Regions from separate parts of the Homo sapiens genome. Here region 1 is linked to region 2. The links are chromatin loops, found by intact Hi-C in ENCODE. Cell type or tissue: heart right ventricle. All regions are shown on one strand. Each heading gives the region's core, and the rest is flanking DNA. Links, peaks and the distances in the headings are about the cores only. Region 1 overlaps KIF6 (kinesin family member 6). Region 2 overlaps KIF6 (kinesin family member 6).

What was found. Peaks named below come from ENCODE experiments on the same cell type or tissue, not always from the same donor. Only the 100,000 strongest peaks of a DNase experiment are listed, where the experiment ranks them.
Region 1: a loop joins it to region 2, with 2.0 times the contacts of the local background. A loop is called at or near these places in 1 of 110 quality-filtered maps.

Annotation. Positions count from the first base shown.
Region 1 is chr6:39,473,016-39,477,412 of GRCh38, reverse strand. The region is part of intron 13 of KIF6 (kinesin family member 6); the gene reads left to right. Among named protein-coding and RNA genes, the nearest start is that of KCNK16, 150 kb to the right of the region's middle. In heart right ventricle, for the core only: no CTCF peak of the experiment used is centred there; no DNase peak of the experiment used is centred there.
Region 2 is chr6:39,419,967-39,424,363 of GRCh38, reverse strand. KIF6 (kinesin family member 6) reads left to right here. Exons shown (of 23, transcript NM_145027.6): 15 at 4,361-4,397. Among named protein-coding and RNA genes, the nearest start is that of KCNK16, 99 kb to the right of the region's middle. In heart right ventricle, for the core only: no CTCF peak of the experiment used is centred there; DNase peaks (open chromatin) are centred at 1,863, 2,628 and 3,877; H3K27ac peaks cover 2,315 bases.

The DNA.
Region 1 (4,397 bases), core at 302-4,301, 53 kb before region 2:
AACTTGCCCTTATATCAGTTTGTATGTGCATGTATGTCTACAAAATAAATTTCCACACATAGGCTCACTACATCAAAATCCGCATGCATTTATAAGTTTTACAGAGATTTCCAAATTGCCCTGTTTGGGGATTTTTCTGTACTAATTTACATACCCACCGACAATACCTGGGATTGCCTGATTCCCTGTAGCCTTGTCAACACAGGGGGTTCTCACTTTGGCAGTTTTTCTGCTCTATTAGGTGAAATCTTCATGCAGCTCTAATTTGCTTTTCTCATATTATGAGTGAGGTTGAGCACCTTTTCATATGTTTATGGGCCCAGTGTATTTTAAACTCTTTAACTGAGGGGACTGACTTCATCATTTCTGTATCCCTCCCAGAGCCTTCCCAAATGCCTCGCTACAAAGTAGATTTTCAGTCAAGATTTGTAAATCCAGTAAATGTTTATATGAAGAAGTTGGTAAATGATTGAATAAATGCTGATGTTATTGAAGCTATAAATCTTAAATTATATGTGATCCTTCCCTCAAGAAGCATAAAATATGATAAGCTCACAGTGCAGTTATAAAAGCAACATACAGATGTTCAAAGATTACAAACAGTATTCTGGGTGAATAAATTATTTATGTTAGACTGAAAAGTGGAGAATCCCACATGAAATACCTTATTCATCCTCAGAAAGGTGAGGGACTGGGAAAAGAAGAATCCCACACCTCTTTTCCATGAGTTCTTGTTTATTTAAAGAGTGGTTTGGAGCTGGTATGGTTAAGTGGTTTTCATAGAACTAACTAGTAGATCAGGAAGAGAGATAAAATAAGACCCTCACACTGGGTTCCTCAGGCTACTTCTAGCTTCATTTCTTCTTAGAGTCCACCCAGAGCCCAGCTCCTTCTGATGGTGCAGGCCATCATTGGCTGGAGTTAGAAGCTTGAGTTTCTTCGCTTCTGTTGTTTCTGTATGCTCTCACATCAAAATACCATAAGCCACAAGCAAAGCATGCTTGATTGTCTGTTAGTTTTATGAACTTTGTGGGATTCCATTCTTCAGGAGCACATTTGCCCTCTGCTTGTTTTAGACCATCTCCAGTCACAGGGAAACCACAGCTAGTTAAGTGGAGGATGGGAGCAACTGTTAAGATCACAGCAGGAATCTCCATGGTGCCCTGGTACTTGAAGTGACTTTTCTTTTTTTTTTTTTAATTTAATTTAATTTTAAGTTCTGGGATACATGTGCAGGATGTGCAGGTTTGTTACATAAGTAAACATGTGCCATGGTAGTTTGCTGCACCTATCAACCCATCACCTAGATGTTAAGCCCCGCATGCATTAGCTATTTATACTGATGCTCTTCCTTCCCCACCCCCACCACAGGCCCGAGTATGTGTTGTTCCTCTCCCTGTGTCCATGTGTTCTTTTTGTTCAGCTCCCACTTATAAGTGAGAACATGCAGTGTTTGGTTTTCTGTTCCTGTGTTAGTTTGCTAAGAATAATGGCTTCCAGCTCCATCCATGTCCCTGCAAAGGACATGATCTTGTTCCTTTTTATGGCTGCATAGTATTCCATGGTGTGACTTTTCTAACAGCTGTGCTGAAGCTGAGCTGTGGCTACAAAAGGAAAGCCTACCTCAAAAGAAGTGTAAAACTCTCCAGCTGCTCATGAAGGCGCCTCTCGCTGCTTAGAGAATGAGAGCTACCTCCACAGTCATGGGAAGGCTGTTCAAGCTGAACTGAGCTCAGAATATAAAATCACATGAAGCCTGGGACTGAGTCAGGAGCAACAGCCCACACTTTTCTGCAGGTATGCAGAAAAGGGGACAGGCAAAGAAGAATGAGAAGGTAGAAATTGAAATGTCAGGTTAGAATCCTGATTTCAGATTCTGTATGACTGAAGACAATCCTAACAAATATTGTCAGGGACCTAGGAAAATAATGTGAATGGGGACTCTACTTGTTATTTCAAATAGCCCTGTTGATGAAGATAAGCTGTTTAAAATAAGCATACTTGCAAACTTTCCATCACTGGTTCTTTTCTGTTGTTATGTTTGGTGCTTGTATGTTTGCGTGTGTTTTAAAATGGCAGGTCAACAAGAAACAACTTTGACATATGTTCAGCATTTAACAGTCGATTTAATACATCTGTGTTCATTGTGTCACTTCCTCCCCAGAACACCCATATGAGGCAGGGAGGGTAATTATTTCCATCTCCACCCACTCCCCATTTTGTGGGCAGGAAGGAACCAGGCTTAGAAAGGTTGAGTGACTTGCCCAAGGTCACACAATTCATATAAAGGAGCCAAGACTTTGACTCAGGGCTTCCAAATTCCCAAATGAAGCTCCTTCCAACATTTGTTTCTTAACTCATTGCAAAATTAGTTTAAGTAAAGGAATTCTAGCATTGAGAAATGCAAGAGAAAGAACATTATGCTCACCTTCAGCAACAGGACCATCATATAATTGTTTTTGTAATAATCTGAAGTCATAGCAATCGTCCTAAATCCATACAGGAATAAATGAGTAATCAATATGTCTGGACGACCACCCTGGTGATTATGCCACAGGCAGTAGGCCCACTGCAAGGCAGTTCAACTGCAAATTAGAGTTGGAACCATCGTATGAGGCTTGCCACTTATCCAGAGATAAGCATGTTATGTCACAATTCACAAATCACAGCGTTACCACACACAGTTCTCACTGAGTATTTATGTAGCCTGCCACATACCCAGAGTTCCTCTGAAAGAGGTGGAGGAGAAGCTTCAGACCACAGCTCCTTCACAGGAGAAGCTGGCAGTCTAGCCCATTTATTATGTTTTTTTGTGATCACTTATTACCCCCATGGAAATATTTGAGTCTGGCATTCTGATGTGAAATACAAGGTTTATAAGATGTCCTTCGTTCATGCAAGTAAAGAAGGAAGATTTATTGAACACTTACTATGTGCCAGTTACCTTAGTTACTGCATACCTGCAATTAAACAGACCTCTCAACTAAGAAGAAAATTTGATTTGAGAATAAATATGTTAACCCCTGAATAGAGGCTACCTACGACTGAAGACAATCCTAACAAATATTGTCAGGGACCTAGGAAAATAATGTGAGTGGGGACTCTACTTGATATTTCAAATAGCCCTGTGGATGAAGATTAGCTGTTTGATGAAGAGACCTCAAATAGGTATCTTCATGAATTGTTTTCCCTATTTAGCAGTTAGTCATATATCATGACTTACAGATAACCAAAGATTTTAAATGTTTCAAACTCTTAAAAATAACTGTCCCTTTAAACATTTCCCTGTCAGAGATCCTCTCCCCAGTTGTTACCTATTTTCAGATATTAATTTTTCTACACAGTCACATGGAAATAACAGGAAGCCTCTGAGGAAGTACACATCTATTTTATTTTCGGGGATCGGATTTTCCAGAGACCAAATAAAGAACAGAAGTAGGTGGTATTGTCATGGTCAGAATCATGGTCCCAGATCAAAACTCAAATGAATTTTTACAGAGAAAATTATTCATTGAAAAAGATGTGTCCTGAGTTTTCTACCATACTCATGTTACCAAATTAATCAATGAAGCTCCTCAAAAGAGGGGAAAATAAAGCTAGAAGTCAAGTTAGAGACAAATATATCTAGTGTTCTAAGCCTGCTCTCTATTTCATTTTTGACCTGTATATCAAGTAGAATCATTTATCCTGTTGTGGTAGGAAATGAAGTTTTTCAGATAAATAAAACTTGCAAAAACAAAAAACAGCCCCCTGCCTCCAAAACCCCAAAGCATATTGCTTTCTTTTTCATTCTAACCAAGTTTGAGAAATATCATTCTAAAAATCTACTGCATACTGCTCTGTCAGGAGAAGCAGACAGAGCAGTATTAAATATTATACAACATTTAGTCTCTTTCTAATGACATTGGGCCCCGCTTCCTAAATTTGATATCCTCAGGTTAGCAGCAGGGGATTTAGAGGACTCAAAGCCACTGGATAAACATGGAAGTAAGTCTTCCTAGATCATCCATTAAATTGGAAAACCTGTAGGGAAAAAGTGTAAACCTCAGAGCTCTTAAAAGGTTTTGTCGCACATGTTCAGAAAAGTTAGCAAAACCTTATTTTTTTTTTACCTAAATTGATTTTGTATTATCCTTTTTTTCTTTTCTTTTGCTTTTTTGTGAATGCCTGGGATGTAGAAGTCTTTTAAGCCCAGTAAGTGATTGAAAAATGTGCACCTTTTTTTTTGACCGGGTGCTGTGGCTCACGCCTGTAATCCCAGCACTTTGGGAGGCCCAGGTGGGTGGATCATCTGAGGTCAGGAGTTCAAGGCCAGCCTGACCAACATGGAGAAATCCTGTCTCTACTAAAAATACAAAATTAGCTGGGCATGGTGGCGCATGCCTGTAATCCCAACT
Region 2 (4,397 bases), core at 219-4,218:
ACATATAGTATGCCATCTGCTTATGATGGCAGAAGTGCAGGGTGCTGGGGAGCACCTGGGGGTGTCATGTATTGTAGACCTGCACAGTCCTGGAATGCTATCCAGAGGAGGAGACATCACTGTGGAAACTAAGGGGTTAGGCAGAAATTAGTCAGAGGAAAAGACAGGCTCCAAGTAAAGGGGACGTCCCCAAGATGAGAGACAGTGTGACACTTGACGAAACTAAGATTCAAGCCTGCCTGGGAATGTTGTGGGGGATGGAAGAGAAGAAGCTGGAGAAGGCAGCAGGAGCCAGAGCGTGAAGAGTCTACTTCGCCCTGTTAGGGAATCCGGACTTTCTCCCGAGGTCACTGGGGAGCACTTGAGGAGTTTTGAGCAGGGGAGTAACAGGACCAGGTTTGCATTAAGAAGAATCACTCAGGCTAAAATGTGGGGACTAGCCTGCGGACAGGCAGTGCGATTGCAGGGGAAGGAGCAAGCAGTGGTTGCAATAATCTGGGAGAGATGGCAGCGTTCTGCTCTCAGGCAGTTGGAGCTAAGTGGAATGCTCTGATAGATATTGAGGATAGAGAATGGCTGAGACTCCAGGATTGAGGGAAGGCGCTAATGGAGAGAGGGGCAAAGGGTGGCGTGCAGGTTACTGACATGAGCCATCCGTAAGTGATGGTGCTGTGCATTGAGACAGGAACAACAGGAAAAACAGGGGAGGTGTTCAGGGCAGATGATTAGTTCTTTTTGGGTACAGTCGATTTTAGTTATCTTCAAGGTATCAAACAGGCTGTTGGATACCTGAGTCAGGAACTAAAGCAGGGCTGAGGTGGAGATTTGAGAGATGACAGTTGAGATAGCCAAGGAGATGCTGGCATAAAGGGAATGCCTACAGGGAGTAGGGAAAATGAGGAGTGGGCCTAGGACAAAATCCTGTGGATTATCAACATTCAAGGAACAGGCTGCAGAACACATCAGCAAAGGAGACTGAGAAGGAGGTGCCAGAGAGAGGGGGAAAAAGACAGAAGAGCCGGGGCCCTTGGAAGCCAATAACAGAGCATTTCCCCAGGGTCTGCAAGTACCTGTCTGGCACACAGTGGGAGCCATAGTTGAGGAGGGCTGGGTGTTACGGGAAGCCAGGCTAGTAGAAGAACAGCAGAGCATCGCATTCCTTCTCCCTTCCAAGCCCAGCCCCTGCCCCTGCACAGGATTTTGTGTGCAGGTGACATGGCAGCCTGCCTGCATCCACACTGGAACTGCACCCAGCTATCTTACACTCCCCAAAGCCAGCCACACAACTAACGACGCCCTAATAGGAATGCTTTGGCACCAATAGAAAGAAACCCTCGGGCGCTCATCAGTGGTCCTGGCTGAGTTACACAACCTTCCTGCCCCTCCTCAAGGTGCAGCCTCATCAGCATAGCAGTGAGCAGCACCTTAGGATATCGTACAGGGGTGCAGCATACCCTTGGCCAAAAGTTGGCTCCCTGAGCCATCTCATGGATGAGGATGCGCCTTTTAGATAATCAGGAGGCAGGAAACTCCCCCTGGTGAAGTTTAGGTGAGCAGAATTCAGACGGAGGGGCAGGAGGAAAGGGAGTAAGTGAGGAGGGAGGGAGACTGGGGCTGGCTGGAGAGGCGTGGAGATGCAGGTGGGCCAGGAAGAACGTGGCAGCACTGATGGGGTCACCCTCTTTCTCGCATCTTTCCTAACCGAGTCCTTAGCCTTCTCATCTCTCCCATCTCCTTTGACACTTGCTCTTTCCCTCTACACACTCAGGGTTGGGCCTTTCAGAGTTCGTCTTGACAACCAGGGATCAGGAACACATGTGGGTGGGGTGGCCTGGAGTGGTGACAACTTCCAGAGTGACGGGAAAATGGTCTCATGAAGACTGCACAGCCCTCAGACCACACCTCTCCAGTGGGAAAGCCCTTTTTAGCTCAGGACTGGGCTGCAACAGAGAAACAGGAACAGCTCGTGGCTTTCCACACAGTTTCTGCCAGCTCTGGAGCAGGGCGGCTCTTTGGAGAGAGTTGACCACAGCACTCAGCGGCTCCCTCTGCCAGGCCCCCCAGACACATCTGGGCACCGCCAAGGCTGGGGGACTCCATCCCAGGCTTGTCAGGGATTCTCTGGGCAGCACTGCGGTGGAAAGTCCTTCTTCTGCTTATGTTGTCTTCCTTTTCTATCTGTACTCTGGTTTCCTCCAGCATTGATGTGAATTTCAGTGTGAATTTCAGCAGTTTTGCACCCTTGCTCTTGTATTTTCCTTATTCCGAAGAGTCTAAAGCTTCCAGAAGCCTATGGAACAGGAAATGGGAGGAGTCACTCGTTGAGCAACGTGTGACTGTCAGATCCTATGAATCCTAGGTACTAGGGATGGACAGAGCAGTGATGAAATGATCATAGGCCCTCCCTTGGCAGAATGGAGAGTTGAAGATGGTCCTCATCTTCCAAATGGCCTGCAGCAAATGTCGCCTTATGCCTGCCCAGCAGCAGAGGCCATATGAGCCCACAGAGCCCAGCACAGTGACCTGTGCATCATGTAAATGTCTGAATTGCATCAAGTGGAACTGTACTTCTCCCTGGAAGGTGACAGGCCGTCGCTGAGGAGAGAACATACATAATCTACGATGAGCCTGAACAGCCTTAATAAGGGAGCCAGGGGCGGAGTCCCAAGAAACTAACATTGAGAAAAACTTTAGTCCCCTTCCCTGGAAACCTCCTGTCCACAGTCCCAGGCCAAGCAGACAGATTTGGAAAATAGCAATGACATAATTCACACTTCTTTTCCATCCAACACAGAGCAGTCGTGGCACTCTGGCCTTTGCTTTTGTTGTTCCCCTGCCTGGAATGCCCTCCTCTGCTCACTTCCTCCAACACAATCCCAGTCAACTAAAGTGTTCAAGGATGAAACAATAGGATATCTGGGATTTGCCGGGATATTAGAGATGGGGAAGTGAGAAGAGAAGAGTGCGGAGGAGGAGGGGAAATAGTTGAAATAAAACTGGACAATTAATAAAATGTGATACTGGGTATGTTAGGGTTCATTCTACTATCCTGTGTATATTTGGAAATTTTCATAATAAAACATTTTCTAAAAACTCCTGTGGATCCACAAAACCCAGGTCACTCCCACCTTGTACATGAAGCTTTCCTGACAGCTCTCCGCTCACTCGTGGACAGGCCACTCCCTAGTCAAACGCTAATGGCATGACTAGCCCCGCCAAGGTACAGCCATTTAATTCAGCTATCTATTAGGTGCTTGCTTTCATAGGCTTTCAATTGTCTCTTTAACTTCATGGCAGAAAGGAGAGGAGGGAAAGCAACTAACATTTCATGAGGGCCCACTATGTATAGGGACTGAACTACATGTTCTCACATAGGCCATGTCCTGTCTGCTTCTCTAGCGCAAAGTTGGCTCATCGTGGGTGTCTCAAACATAGGCCAGAAACATAAAGGAATCACTCACTAAACATTAGCACAGCAATCTAGTAGACTAGCATGAAGCCATCAAAGGTATGCATCTCATAATACAGGGAAGGACTTATGTTACAATGCTAAGTGAAAAAAAAACATCGGGGCACAAAATCATATCTGTATTATGATCCCAACCCTATAAAAACTGGCTCTATAAAAGACGGGGTGGATACGTGTATCCAATGTGCTTATTTCTGGGTAGAGGAGTACTTGAGAATTTTTTTCTTGTTTTTGTATTTTCAAAATCTGGCTTAATAACGGTATATAACAGGAATCAGCAAACTTCTTCTATAAAGGGTGAGGTAGAAAATATTTTCAGCCCTGTAGGCCACGCAGTCTCTGTCACATCTAGTCGACTCTGTCTTGTAGCGTGAAAGCAGCCACAGAAAATGCGTCAGTGAATAGGAGTGGCGGTGTTCCAGGGCAACTTTATTTACAGAAACAGGCAGCAGGCCAGATTTGTCTCATAACCAGCCATAGTTTTACAACCTCTGATATATTATTTTATAATCAGAAAAAAGTTATGTAAGTATATATTCTTTGGTTATAAGATCTTGGTATCATAATCAATAGAACACAGCACAGAAACCTTACAGCCAGGCTTTATTCTGATATCTTTGCATCATGAAATAATATAAATTAAAAGTCATAAATGAGAGACTATGAGAATACAAATTCTGTGCTGGATAGAGTAAAAATTAACAATACCTATAATTAATACCAATTTTCTCTCTATTTTTAAGCCTAATATATTTTACTTATTTAGATTTTTCTTTTGTGTCTTTCAATAAAGTTTCATCATATTTTAGTGACCTCTAAGAAATCTATTATTTTTAAAACATCTTGTAGGATGAACAGAAAAACTACAATTTTCATTTTTTTCCCCTCCAGATTTTCTGAAGCCAAGGCCCTGGGAGAAAGTATAAAT